Regions from separate parts of the Homo sapiens genome. Here region 1 is linked to region 2. The links are chromatin contacts, found by Hi-C or POLR2A ChIA-PET in ENCODE. All regions are on one chromosome and are shown on one strand. Each heading gives the region's core, a stretch centred on a gene start or an enhancer-like site at or near the end of the contact. The rest is flanking DNA. Distances are from core to core; before and after follow the strand shown. Region 1 has its middle 32 kb from the start of SFPQ. Region 2 holds the start of ZMYM6 (zinc finger MYM-type containing 6).

The links. A loop is a pair of places that touch in the nucleus more often than their neighbours do. ChIA-PET counts read pairs that join two places held with the same protein, here RNA polymerase II (POLR2A). Pooled maps may share reads with other maps.
Region 1: a pooled map shows a loop between it and region 2 (2.3-fold over the local background). The contact joins the enhancer-like site here to the promoter of ZMYM6 in region 2. A Hi-C loop is called at or near these places in 4 of 168 maps with a recorded cell type or tissue (IMR-90, MCF 10A, endothelial cell of umbilical vein and 1 more), 5 of 37 single-sample maps with no recorded cell type and 7 of 50 pooled maps. POLR2A ChIA-PET finds 5 or more read pairs at or near these places in 4 of 52 experiments (BJ, HEK293T, Panc1 and 1 more).

The regions. Positions count from the first base shown.
Region 1 is chr1:35,157,811-35,165,024 of GRCh38, reverse strand. No RefSeq gene overlaps it. Among named protein-coding and RNA genes, the nearest start is that of SFPQ, 32 kb to the left of the region's middle. Within about 2 kb of position 2,589, at least 2 of the 41 ENCODE cell types and tissues checked have a DNase peak (open chromatin) inside an H3K27ac peak, as active enhancers do.
Region 2 is chr1:35,026,100-35,033,555 of GRCh38, reverse strand. It overlaps ZMYM6 (zinc finger MYM-type containing 6), which reads left to right and starts at 1,611. Exons shown (of 16, transcript NM_007167.4): 1 at 1,611-1,741; 2 at 2,843-3,009. The coding sequence starts at 2,917. It overlaps LOC124903990 (a long non-coding RNA gene), which reads right to left and starts at 836. Exons shown (of 2, transcript XR_007065739.1): 1 at 399-836. RefSeq lists enhancers at 1,422-1,601, 1,258-1,782, 1,783-2,309 and a silencer at 1,772-1,891.

The DNA of each region.
Region 1 (7,214 bases), core at 1,340-3,839, 130 kb before region 2:
AAATACCATGTAGTCATCTCATTAGATGCCAAAAAGTGGCAAATACCAACTTTTAAGATACTCAGTTTTCTTTTTCTTTTCTTTTTTATTTGACAGAGTCTCGCTCTGTTGCCGAGGCTGGAGTGCAATGGCTTAATCTCAGTTCACTGCAACCTCTGCCTCTCAGGCTCAAGCCATCCTCCCACCTCAGTCCCCCAAGTAGCTGGGACCACAGGGGCACACCACCACACCCAGCTATTTTTTTTTTTTGTATTTTCAGTAGAGACAAGGGTCTCTCCGTGTTGCCTAGGCTGGTCTCAAACTCCTGCACTCCAGGGATCCACCCACCGTGGCTTCCAACAGTGCTGAGATTATAGGCTTGAGCCACCATGCCCGGCCTCTTTGTTTTTTGTTGTTCTTTTTTTTTTTTAATTTTTAAATTTTAAAAATTTTAATTTTAAAAATTTTAATTTTTCCATAAGTTATTGGGGGTACAGGTGGTATTTAGTTACATGGGTAAGTTCTTTAGTGGTGATTTGTGAGATTTTGGTGCACCCATCACCCGAGCAGTATACACTGTAGCCTATTTGTAGTCTTTTATCCGTCACCAACCTCCCACCATCCCTTGCCCCCTCCCACTTGTTTTTTGTTTTTTTGATGTTCTTTCTAATTTTTACCTGCTTAAGGGGTGCACACACACACACACACACACACAGATACACACAAATAGAAATGATTATTCGTTTTTAAATTTTAAGAGATGGGGCTAGATTCCAACTCCTGGGCTTAAGCAGTCCTCCCACCTCAGCCTCCCAAGTACAAGTAGCTGGGACAACAGAGCTTGGCCTCACTGCACCTGGCTGATTATTCTGTTTTGTGCTGTTCATTGTTAACCAGTCATTCTCTACTGGATTTATTTTTACTTTTTTTTTTTTTAAACCAGGTATTGCTCTTGTCCCCCAGGCTGGAGTGCGATGGTGCAATCTCAGCTCACTGCAACCTCCACCTCCCAGATTCAAGCGATTCTCCTGCCTCGGCCCCCCAAGTAGCTGTGATTACAGGCTCCTGCCACCACACCCGGCTAATTTTTGTATTTTTAGTTGAGACAGGGTTTCACCATGTTGGTCAGGCTGGTCTTGAACTCCTGACCTCAGGTGATCCACCCACCTCAGCCTCCCAAAGAGCTGGGATTACAGGCATGAGCCACCGTGCCTGGCCTTATTTTTATTTTTCTTTAAAAAATATATTTATATTTTAAAATCCATTTATTATAGTTATATTAATATATATTACTATATTATGTTTATAAAACTAAACACATATTGTATTCTTTTTTCTTTTTTGACTTAGAACTTTAACTTTTTTTTTTTAATTTTTTTTTCAAGAGGGAGTCTTGCTCTGTTGCCCAGGCTGGAGTGCAGTGGCATGATCTTGGCTCACTGCAACCTCTGCCTCCTGGGTTCAAGTGATTCTCCTGCCTCAGCCTCCCTAGTAGCTAGGATTAGAGGTGCATGCCACCACGGCCAGCTAATTTTTGTATTTTTAGTAGAGACGGGATTTTGCCATGTTGGCCACTCTGGTCTTGAAATCCTGACCTCAAATGATCCTCCCACCTCAGCCTCCCAAAGTGCTGGGATTATAGGTGTGAGCCACCATGCCCGACCTTTTTTTTTTTTTTTCTATTAGCTGATTTTTTCTACTGCTGTGGTTCACATTTTCCTGCTCCTTGACATGTCTAATAATTTTTCACTAGATCCTGGACATTGTGAATATCATGTTGTCGAATGTCTTACTTTTAAGAGTAATTAGTTTTGTTTTGGCAGGCAATTAGATTTGATAGAGCAAGTCTGGAGTGACTTTTTCTCTAGGCCTAATTCTAGTATTTCCACTGGATGCCTTAGGTGTATAACAAGGTTCTTCTATTCAGAATAGTCAGAATGTGAATGTCTCCCCAGCCCTTGTAAGCTCTAGGAATTGTCCAACATAAAACTCTCTAGTTGTTGTTCCTTTTTCAATAGTTGTTTTTTCTCTGACCTTGTGGAGTCTTGTTCTATACTTGCACAATTTAGTATTCTGCCAATAACTCCAAATAAATTTTATGCAGATTCTTTTTCTGTATAGCTCCCTTCTTTTTAGTATTTTGTTCCACAAGTTCCAGCTGCTTCAGCCTTATCAAACTCCAATCTCTGGCTGGGCTCAGTGGCTCATGCCTGTAATCCCAGCACTTTGGGAGGCCGAGGTGGGTGGACCACCTGAGGTCAGGAATTTGAAACCAGTCTGACCAACATGGTGAAACTCCGTCTCTACTAAATATACAAAAATTAGCCAAGTGTGCTGGCGCGTGCCTGTAATCCTAGTTACACAGGAGGCTGAGGCAGGAGAATCACTTGAACCTGGAAGGTGTAGGTTGCAGTGAGCTGAGATTGTGCTGCTACTGCAGTCCAGCCTGGGCAACTGGAGACTCTGTCTAAAAAAAAAAAAAAAAAAAAACTCTGAACTCTGTCTCCTCAATGCAGCAAGAACTCCACGCTCTTGTTTGGGTCCTCTTCTCTACACCATGGATCAGATAAAGCTTCCAGGCAGACAGCATGTGACAATCATGAGTTTCACTTTCACCCAGGCTGGAGTGCAGAGGTGCTTGCCTCATTTACTACCCTTTTTTCAAGAATCACAATCCTGTATAGCCTATTTTGCAATGTGTTATGGACTGAATTGTGTCCCCCAAAAATCCAATTGAAGTCTTAACCCCTAGTGTATCTCAGAATGTGACTATATTTGTAGATAGGGCCTTTCAAGAAATAATTAAGGTAAAATGAAGGCATACGGGTGAGGCCTTACTCCATTACGGCTAATATCTTTATGAGAAAAGGAAGAATCACCATGGATGAGTGGACCACATGAGGACCAGGAAAGGACACAGCAAGTAGACTGCCCTCTGCAAGCCAAGGAGAAAGACCTCAGAAGAAATTAAACCTGCCAACACTGCCATCTTGATCTTCTACACTCAAGAACTGTGAGAAAATACACTCCTGGCTTTTTTTTTTTTTTTTTTTCTGAAATGGAGTCTCACTCTTTTGCCTAGGCTGGAGTGCAGTGGCACAATCTCAGCTCACTGCAACCTCTGCCTCCCAGGTTCAAGCGATTCTCCTGCCTCAGACTCCTGAGTAGCTGGGATTACAGGCGCCTGCCACCATGCCCAGCTAATTTTTGTATTTTTAGTAGAGACAGGGTTTCACCATGTTGGCCAGGCTGGTCTCGAACTCCTGACCTCAAGTGATCTGACTCCTCCTCGGCCTCCCAAAGTGCTGGGATTACAGGCGTGAGCCACTGCACCCGGCCTATTTCTGTTTTTTTTTGTTGTGTTTTGTTTTGTTTTGAGACGGAGTCTCGCTCTGTTGCCCAGGCTGGGGTGCAGTGGCATGATCTCGGCTCACTGCAAGCTCCGCCTCCCAGGTTCATGCCATTCTCCTGCCTCAGCCTCCTGAGTAGGTGGGACTACAGGCGCCCATCACCACGCCCGCCTAATTTTTTGTATTTTTAGTAGAGACGGGGTTTTACCATGTTAGCCAGGATGGCCTCGATCTCCTGACCTTGTGATCCACCCGCCTCAGCCTCCCAAAGTGCTGGGATTACAGGTGTGAGCCACCGCGCCTGGCCCCTATTTCTGTTTTTTAAGCCACTAGTCTGGTATTTTGTTATGGCAGCTCTAGCAAACACATATACCATGTATGAACAGCAGTTGTTTTGTATACTTCATGCAGTTTTCTAGTTGTTTACAGCACTAAGGGAAATCTGGTACCAGTTTTCTGTCTGAGCTGGAAGCTGAATACAACAGATTTGTTTTAACAGAGACAGAACAAGTTGGAAAAAGTTATAAATAGTCACACGAATTTCCATTTTACACAGGAAAACGTAATGAACATTTTAAAAAACAGCTTAAATGAAGTAATTGATATACAATAAACTGCACATATTTGAAGTACAAACTTGATAAAGTTTGACATATGTATACACCAATAAGATCATTACCACTGTCAATCTAAATAATAAAGAGAAAGAGGCTCTCTAAAAGAAAAAGAGATTTATTCAGGAGTTACGCATTGCAATGGGAATATGTGTGCCACAGTAAACTATGTATATGTATTGAATAGGTAAAGAAAGACAAAGGTTTTGGCTGGATGCGGTGGTTCATGCCTGCAATCCCAGCACTTTGGGAGACTGAAGTGGGTGGATTACATGAGGCCAGGAGTTCGAGACGAGCCTGGTCAACATGGCGAAAACCTGTCTCTACTAAAAATACAAAAATTAGCCGGGGATGGTGGTGCATGTCTGTAATCCCAGCTACCGGGGAGACTGAGGCGGGAGAATCAAACCCAGGAGGCAGAGGTTGCAGTGAGCTGAGATCACACCACTGCACTCCAGCCTGGGTGACAGAGCAAGACTCTGTCTCAAAAAAAAAAAAAAAAAAAAGAAAAAGGAAAAAGACAGAGGAGAAAGGTTTTCAAAGGAAAAAATGAAGAGGATTACATCATTGTTTTGAAATGATATCCTTGGCTATAAAAATCCTTAACAAGGGTGTTGCCTGGCTGAGGTTGGACAGGCAGTTGCTTGGTAGATGTCTTTGCAGATGAATTTTTTGTGTAAGTTTGTGATGGCTTTTTTGCAAGGTTGTGTTTTTTCAAGGGTCTTTTGTGATAGCTTCTGTTATGAGACATACAAGCCTTCCCTGGCTCTATTTTTTTTTTTAAACACTAGTGACTCCTAGTGTTAAATCTCAATTCTAACAACTTTCACATTACAATCAAGATAAAATGGCTGCCACCCCCAAAAGTTTCCTTGTGTCCCTTAGTAATCCTTGACTCCTGTACCTATACATCCCTCCTTTGCCTCTACCAATCTACAGGCAACCACTGATCTGCTTACTTACCACTATAGGTTAGTTTCCATTTTCCAGAATTTTATATGAATAGAATCTTTGACATGTGTTTTGTGTGTGTGTATGTGTGTGTGTGTGTGTGATGGAGTCTCCCTCTGTTGCCCAGGCTGGAATGCAATGGCGCGATCTCAGCTCACTGCAACCTCTGCCTCCCGGGTTCAAGCAATTCTCTGCCTCAGCCTCCAGAGTAGCTGGGATTACAGACACCAGCCACCACGCCCAGCTAATTTTTGTATTTTTAATAGAGATGGGATTTCACCATCTTGGCCAGGCTGATCTTGAACTCCTGACCTCATGATCCACCCACCTTGGCCTCCCAAAGTGCTGGGATTACAAGCATGAGCCGCTGCACCCGGCCTCTTTTTTTTATTTGGCTTCTTTCACTCAGCATTATTTTGAGAGTCATACACATTGTTAGGTGTATCAATAGTTTGTTGGGTTCTTTTCTGAGACAGTCTCACTCTATTACCCAGGCTGGAGTGCAGTGGCATGATCACAGCTCACTGCAGCCTCGACCTCCCAGGCTCAGGTGATCCTCCCACCTCAGCCTCCCAAGTAGCTGGGACCGCAGGTGCTCACTACCATATCTGGCAAATTTAAAAAAAAATTTTGCAGGCCAGGTGTGGTGGTTCACCCCTGTAATCCCAGCCTGTGGGAGGCCAAGGCAGGGCCAATCACAAGGCCAGGAGTTCGAGACCATCCTGGCCAACATAGTGAAACTCTGTCTCTACTAAAAATACAAAAAAAAAAAAAAAATTAGCCAGGAATGGTGGTGCGTGCCTGTAGTCCCAGCTACTTGGGAGGCTGAAGCAGGCGAATTGCTTGAACCCAGGAGGCAGAGGTTGCAGTGAGCTGAAATCACATCACTGCACTCCAGCCTGGGCAACGAGTGTGTCTCAAAAAAAAAAAAAATTTTTTTTTTTTTTTTTAGCAGAGATGAGGTCTTCCTATGTTGCCCAGGCTGGTCTGGAACTCCTGAGCTCAAGCAATCTTCCTGCCTCAGCCTCCCAAAGTTCTAGGATTATAGGTGTGAACCACCATGCCTATCAGTAGTTTGTTTCTTTATTTCTTTTCTTTTTCTTTTCCTTGTTTTTTTTTTTTTTTTTTTGAGATGGAGTCTCCCTCTGTCACCCAGGCTGGAGTGCAGTGGTGCAATCTCAGCTCGCTGCAATCTCTGCCTCCCGGGTTCAAACGATTCTCCTGTCTCAGCCTCCCGAGTAGCTGGGATTACAGGAGCCCACCACCACACCCGGCTAATTTTTGTTTCTTTAGTAGGGACAGCATTTCACCACGTTGCCCAGGCTAGTCTCGCACTCTTGGCCTCAAGTGACCCACCCGCCTCAGTCTCCTAAAGAAATACCTAGTTTTTGTATCTACGCAATGTAATGTATTCTAATAATTTTCTTTCTTTTTTTTTTTTTTTGAGACCGAGTCTCACCCTGTCACCCAGGCTGGAATGCAGTGGCGTGATCTGAGCTCACTGTAACCTCCGCCTCCTGGGTTCAAGCGATTCTCGTGTGTTGGCCTCCCAAGTAGCTGGGATTACAGGCGCCTGCCACCACACCAGGCTAATTTTTGGTATTTTTAGTAGAGATGGGCTTTCACCATGTTGTTCAGGCTGGTCTCAAACTCCTGACCTCAAGTGATCCACCTGTCTCAGTCTCCCAAAGTGCAGGGATTATAGGTGTGAGCCATCATGCCCGGCGCTATTTTTAAATTTTAAATTTGGCAATGTCCAAAATTTAAACACTGGTTATAATATTCAACATAATATTAAATTTCAATACTGAAAAGCTCTATAAAAGAAAGAAACTATACTTAATAGTCACGTTCTATCTAATGCTGTTTTTTCTCCTAGTGAGAATAAAGCTTTTTTAAAGCTCTGACCGTAGCTCTTGAAGTTTCTGGTTCTTATTGTTGATCTCTGCTCACTGCAACCACAACCTCCCGGGGCAAGCAATTCTCCTACGTCATCCTCCCAAGTAGCTCGGACTACAGAGGTGTGCACCGCCACCTCTGGCTAATTTCTATTTTTTTAGTAGAGATGGGGTTTCACCATGTTGCCCGGGCTGGTCTTGAATTCCTGAGCTCAAGTGACCTGCCCTCCTGGGTCTCCCAAAGTGCTCATGCTCCCAAAGGCATGAGCCACCGCGCCTGGCCTTGATTGTAAAATTACCTTTCATTAGGCACACTGCTTATTACAGGACTGGACTTTTCAGCTCTTCCATACTGTGGATTACTGAGCAAATTTCATCTAGCAGGTCACCACCTTCTACCAAGAAAATTTGCCCAAGCTGCT
Region 2 (7,456 bases), core at 362-2,861:
ATCCAGATACCCAAGGAACAAGAAAATGGGCTCATCCTCATTAATAATCTGGGAAATGCAAATTAAAACCACAGTGAGATACCACTATGCCCCCATCAGAATGGTTATAATTAAAAAGATATGCAGCAGTAATTATTGGCAAGGATGTTGGGAAACTGAAACTCTCATACATGGCTGAAGGGAGTATAAACTGAAACCACCATTTTCTAAAATTGCCTGAGATTATCTACCTAAATTTTACATATACATAACAAGCAATTTCACTTTTAGGTATGAACCCAACAGAAATGTGTGCATATGTATCACTGTTAAATAAAACTTGTAGGCCATTGTTTCGGGCTAAGCTCCTGCAGTAGGTCTCAATGAACCAGACTAAAAATCAAAATGGAGTCACTCACACTGAGGTTCCATGTCATCAAATGGAAACTACGTTGTTATTTGAAGTTCTGAAAAGTCAGGAAAAAGAGATAATAAGAGTCTAATTTCCCCTGAGTGCCAGTTTCAATTAGCATAATAATGAAATTTCTTCTGCTTTAATCGTTACCAAAAAAAGATAAACTGAAGTTACCTGATGTTAACCAATCAGTTATTTCTCTATTGTTTTGTTTCTTGGTTCTGCTTTACAAGGAAATTAACTTATTTATTTATTTTTTGGAAAGTTACTTTGAAATGAACCAATCTGTTTTTTGTTCTTTACTTCTGCTTTCTCCAGCCCTTCTCTGTCTATAAAACCTACCTCTTCTGCTCAGCTCATTGGAACACTTGTTCTATTTTATGGAATGAAGTGCTGCCAGATTCTAGAATCACAAATAAAGCTAATTGAGATATTTAAATTAAATTTGTTGTAATTTTGTCTTTTAACATCACCAATGACAAGAATGTTCACAGAAGCATTATTCCTAATAGCCACAAATTGGAAACAACTCAAATGTCCATCAGTAGTAGATGATTAAAATTGTATCATATTCATAAAATAGAATACTATACAGCAGTCAAAATGAATGAACAGTCACAAATCATACACGTATCTGTGAAACAATGTTGAATTAAAAAAACCAAATCTCAATTTTGAGCAAGTTTTTTCATTTATATCTCAAGAGATTAAAAAATTATACCTCTTAGGGTTAAATGGTGAGGATTAAGTGGGATGGTGCATGTGAAGTGCTCAGCAAGCCAAGTATTATTTAATATCATGCTCTCTCAGTAGGCCACCTTTCAGGAAATGGGCACTAAAGGATGCTACAGATTAGCTAGGTGTGGTGGCACGTGCCTGTAAGCCCAGCTACTCGGGAGGCTGAGGCAGGAGAATCGCTTCAACCCAGGAGGCGGAGGTTGCAGTTAGCCGAGATTGTGCCACTGCACCCCAGCCTGGGCAACACAGTGATACTCTGTCTCCAAAAAAAAAAAAAAAAAAAAAAAAAAAAAAAAAAAAAAAAAAGAATGCTATAGAGCACTTACAGCGCCTTCTAACGCCATCTCCACCTTTTCACTATTGAGCCTCGGTCTCTTTAAGAAGTGAACCATAATTGAGGAAAGAGGAATGCTGGGAAGTTCTACTCAGCTCAGGTCCGGAGCCTGACGGGAAAAGAGGGCGGAGACCAAGGCTGCGCAGGCGTGGTTGGCCGGTCGTTGCGTTGGGATGGATCAGGCGGAATTCCAGAAGAGAAAATAATCCCTGTCTAGATGCAGAGGACTTGGTTCCTATTCCAGTGCTCCTCCGGTAGCAGGGAGGCGACAGAAGGTGGGTGCGGCCGCAGTGGTAGTGGGCGGGACGGCGGGGCGGAGGCCACACCACGTGACGAGGCGTTGCGGCGGGGGCGGTGCCAGGTGGGCTACGCGGCTGGGGCGGCTGCGGATATCGCCTTAGGGACGCGTTGACATTCACTGGCTAGTCCACCGCTCTCAGTCGGAGACCACATTGCCTCGTTAGTCCTCAATGATGGGAGTGGGAATTCTTGGTGGGAAGGAGAATTTCGGAAAGCGTGCGGTTCTCAGAGGAGGGATGAGCGCCCGTAGATATTTTGTGGCGAGTGCGCAAAAGTTCTCATTTCTTCTTTGGAACAGGCTTTTCAACCAGTTGTCCGTTTCCATCCCGGACTATTCGGATAAAGACAACTTTGAAGAGCTTTTTGTTTTAGGTTTAATTCGTCCCGTTTAGTTCTTTGACTTTTAGGGGAAGGGAATTTACTGAATGGCCAATTGAGTTTCTTTTCTACAGGAAGGCGATTGTGAAGCGGGGCTCTGAGGGGCTTGATGCCCCCCACCCCTCACACGGAGACCTTGAAAGAGGCAGGTGACTCACTTTCAGTAAGGGCGTTCCTGTTGTTCGCCTGCGATGGATGGCATCTTGAGCTCACATCTAGCGTTAGGCCGAGAAATGGGGCCCTTAGGGAGGCTTCCAGTGAAGGTTGAGTTATAGGTCAGGGCCGGGAGGTTGTTGTGCCCCTCTTTGAGAAATAAAAGCCGACGTGGGCCTCTAAGTACTGATTCTTATGGGGTCAGAAACTATTTCTTGAGTCCGTTCTTCTCAGAGTTTATTACTTCCTCCCACGTCTTGGTCTGCTGGTCTAATTCCCTTCAATAACCTTCAACATAGGAAAAAACCAGAGTGTGTTGTGTGTCTTTAAAGATATTAGAGAAGTGGGAGCTGTTGCCCCAAAACTGTTTTCTTATGTAGCTACTGAAGGAACAGAAAGCAGGAAGAAAGAAAAAAGTTAGTTGTGGCCCCAGAAGAGTTGTTTTTCAAATGCCGAGCCGTGAAGCCTCATGCACTCAACACAAAGTTTTTCTTTCATATAGATAAGCCTGAAGAAAAAAGAATAAGCCTGAGTATGTATTTTAGGTGTCCAACTATCCATTACCAAGAAGAAATCTATTCGTTTGAGCCTGAGACACTCTTTGAGGTAAAAAATTAGAATGAAAGAACCTTTGGATGGTGAATGTGGCAAAGCAGTGGTACCACAGCAGGAGCTTCTGGACAAAATTAAAGAAGAACCAGACAATGCTCAAGTAAGCATTTCATCTTCATTTAAAAATTTAAAAAAATTCCTTCTTTTCCATCTGGTCAACTGAAAAATTTTAGTTAAACGGCTTCTGGTTTGTAAGTTTAAAATAACCCAAACTGAGACAGGCTCTCGCTGTCGCTGAGGGTGTAGTGCAGTGGTGCGATCTCCTTAGCTCACTGCAGCCTCCACCTCCCAGGCTCAAGTGATCTTCCCACCTCAGCCTCCTGTGTAGCTGGGACCACAGGGCACACACCAACATGCTCAACTATTTTTTTGTATTTTTGGTAGAGACGGGGTTTGGCCATGTTTCCCAGGCTGGTCTCAAACTCCTGAGCTCAAGCAATCCACCCACCTTGGCCTCCCAAAGTTCTGGGATTACAGGCATGAGCCACCATTCCTGGCTGGTTTTTTGCTCTTTGAATGAAAGCTATAACTACATGATTTTTTTGTGTGTGGAAGGAAAGTAATATATTTACCATTTTTCCATACTTGTCACTTAAAAAAAATTCTCTTGTATCTGGTAGTACTTTCCTTTATTCTGTTAAGAATTTGTGGTCTGTGCTAGTCTCTGGGGATCCAGGATTGAGCAAAGTCAGCTTAGTCCCTTCCCTTGTAGAGCTTATATGTTAGTAGAGGAGGCAGAGATTACAAAAGTATTGGTCAAGTAATATATATAATTACAAACTATGACAAGTACTCTGGAAGAAAAGCCTAAAATGGGGAATCTGACCTAGTTTTGGTTGTGGTCTGCCTGGGGATGGCTAGGGAAGGCCTCTCTAAGGGAAGGATGTGTAAGCTGAATTATGAAGAATGAATTGATTAGGCAAAGGGTATGGAGAAGAGTATTACAGACAGAGGGAACTGTGAATAGGAAAGCCCTGAGTTGGAAAGATGCATGGTTCTTTTTAAGACCTGCAGGAACAGTGAGCCTGGAACAGAAAAGGTATGAAAATGGTGATGATGATAATGATTAAAACAACAACAATAAAAATAGCTGGCATTAGTATATCAGTATGTAGTATATATTATATCATAATCATATGTGACATTATTAACTTAATATTTATATATGCTTAAGAGTGTGTCAGGCACCATTCTTACCACCATATTATTATCCCCATTTTACAGATGAGGAAACCAAAGCTCAAAAAAGCCAAATAGTTTACCACAGATCACAGTTAGTAGTAAATGACAAAGACTGGATTCAAATCCAGGTGGTCAGACTCCAGAACTTGTGCTATTCTGCTTCTCTATGATAAGGCTGTATATATAGTTTAAGGCTGGATTATGTAGGACGTAGCAGACCTTGTTATAAATTTTGGTTTTTATCCTAAGAGCAGTAGATAGCCATTATAGGGTTTTTTGTTTTTGTTTTGAGATGGAGTTTTGCTGCAATGTTGTAATCTTGGTGGCTCACTGCAACTTTCACATCCCGGGTTCAAGTGATTCTCCTGCCTCAGCCTCCCCAGTAGCTGGGATTATAGGCGCCTGCCACCACGCCTGGCTAATTTTTTGTATTTTTAGTAGAGACGGGGTTTCACCATGTTGGCTAGGCTGGTTTCAAACTCCTGACCTCAGGTGATCCACCCACCTCAGCCTCCCAAAGTGCTAGGATTACAGGCGTGAGCCACCACACCTGGCCAATTGTAGGGTTTTAAGTGAGAAAGTAAGATGAAACAGATTTGTGTTTGGAAAGATCATTCTGGCTACCCCATAGGGACCCAGAATGGAGAGCACGGAAATCAATGTGGAGGCTGGGCACAGTGGCTCACGTCTGTAATCCTAGCACTTTGGGAGGCCAAGGCAGGCAGATCACGAGGTCAGGAGATCGAGACCATCCTGGCTAACACGGTGAAACCCCGTCTCTACAAAAAATACAAAAAATTAGCTGGGCGTGGTGGTGGGCGCCTGTAGTCCCAGCTACTTGGGAGGCTGAGGCAGGAGAATGGCGTGAACCCAGGAGGCGGAGCTTGCAGTGAGCCAAGATTGCGCCACTGCACTCTAGCCTGGGTGACAGAGTGAGACTCCGTCTCAAAAAAAAATAAAATAAAATCAATGGGAGAGATGAGTTAGTTGTTTTGGCAAGGAATTTTTCTTCTGGGACAGTTCTTTCGCTTTACACTCAAAGTTATTGACTTTATTGTATCAGCAAAGCAATTATATTTTAAAATAATAAAAAACAATTTTATTTTTCACACCATCTCACAGGCAGTATCATTCCTTTTTTTTTTTTGAGATGGAGTCTTGCTCTGTCACTCCCAGGCTGGAGTGCAGTGGCGCGATCTTGGCTCACTGCAACCTCCGCCTCCCAGGTTCAAGCGATTCTCCTGCCTCAGCCTCCTGAGTAGCTGGGATTACAGGTGTGCGCCACCACGCCTGGCTAATTTTTTATATTTTTGTTAGAGACTGGGTTTCGCCATGTTGGCCAGATTGGTCTCAAAACTCCTGACCTCAAGTGCTCTGCCCACCTCGGCTTCTCAAAGTGCTGGGATTATGGTTGTAAGCCACCATGCCCAGCCACAGGCAGTATCATAAGAAGACAGGGATGTCAGGTAGGTTTTGTTTCACTCATGAACTCTATGCCTTGCTAGAGTGCTGGGCTAAGAAGAGTTCTGAGGTAGTGTCTGTTAGATGTGGAGTGGGGGATGGTGGCATCCATGCTACTTGTTTTCCCTCCAGATGGTAAATTCTTACTCTTTCTCTGCCTAAAGTAACCATTTCTTTGCCAGGTTTTGTGGTTTTTAGCTTTTAAATATTTTTTGTATCTGACCCATGATGTTCTTCTATATTTCATTATTTCTCTCTCTCTTTTTTTTGTTTCCTTTTTTTGAGACAGGGTCTCACTTTGTTGCCCATACTGGAGTGCAGTGGTGTGAGTATGGCCACTGCACTCTAAACGATCCTCCCATCTCAGCCTCCCAGGTAGCTGACCACAAACATGCTCCACCACACCCAGCTAGTTTTTGTAGAGACGGGGTCTCCTTATGTTGCCCAGGCTGGTCCTGAACTCCTGACCTCAAGCAATCCTCCTGCCTTGGCCTCCCAAAGTGCTGGGATTACAGGCATGAGCCATCATGCCTGAACTATTTCATTATTTTTCATTTGGACTTTTATAATAGTTTCCTACCTATTCTCCTTCCTTCAGTCACATATCCCATCAAAACACTCTACAGTGATGCCATTGTACTGTATAGATCGAGTGATATTTCTCCCTTTAAAGACCCTGTTTCCTCCAGTGTGATGAAGCAAAGATCTTTCAATGTGACATCCAAACCATCCATGTTTAGGCCTTTGTTTCCCTCTCCAGTGTCATCATTCATTGTTTCCACCTTTTCAAATCTATGCTGCTGCCAGCTATTTGCAGTTCACTCAAAACTATCTTCTAAAACTCGGTTGCATTTTATTTCCCTGCCTTTGCACCTGCCATTTCTTGTGCCGGTGGAAGAAGAAATAAGCTAGGTAGGCTGGCAAAATTTTGTCCTCTTTTAAGATGAAGTTTCTCACTCACAAGTAGAATGAGCTGTTCTCTCTCTCTTTTTTTTAATTGTATAGTGCAATCACTTTTATTATGGTATCTACAGGTCAATGAATTTTGTCTTCATACTGATTATACTAATCTGGCCATCTCCTCCTCATCTTTCATTGACACACTAGACTGCAGTCTCTCTGAAGTCAGAAATTGGTCTTATTGACCTGAATCTCCAATTCCTAGCACAGGATTTGGCACAAAGTACATGTTCAATAATTGGAATAAAAGAGCCTCTTTCACATATAAGGAAGCTGAACCTGAAGGAATAAGTGACTTCACCAGTGTCTCATGGTAAAACTGGGATACAACAGTTTGTTGTTACTCCAGATGCAATATTTCTTTCATTATACCTTGCCTATACACTTAACAAATAATGTGCTTTAAGTTAATTCAATGTTCTTTCTGAATATAAAAATTGTGATAATGGAAATCTCCCTAGCAGCTTAGATTGTATATTTAAGAGGGTAGGAACTGCTCAGTTGTCTTTGGTTTATATTAATGTTTTCAGGTGAATAGGCTATATTTTTTCATGATTGAGGGTATAGACTATGATTGAAAAGCCAATTGAACAAATTGTGTATTATTTTCTATGTTGCATTGATGAATCTCCTTTGAATATTGGAAAATAAGAGATAAATAAAAATGTTTTTTATTTTCTGATTTTCTAAGAGTTTGTTCTGGATATTAAAATTATAGTTGAAGGCCAGGCGCGGTGGCTTGTGCCTGTAACCCCAGCAGTTTGGGAGGCTGAGGTGGGCAGATCCCTTGAGGTCAGGAGTTCAAGACCACCCTGGCCAACCTGGTGAAACCCTGTCTCTACTAAAAATACAACAATTAGCCGGGCGCGGTGGTGGGCGCCTGTCATCCCAGCTACTCAGGAGGCTGAGGCATGAGAATCACTTGAACCTGGGAGGCGGAGGTT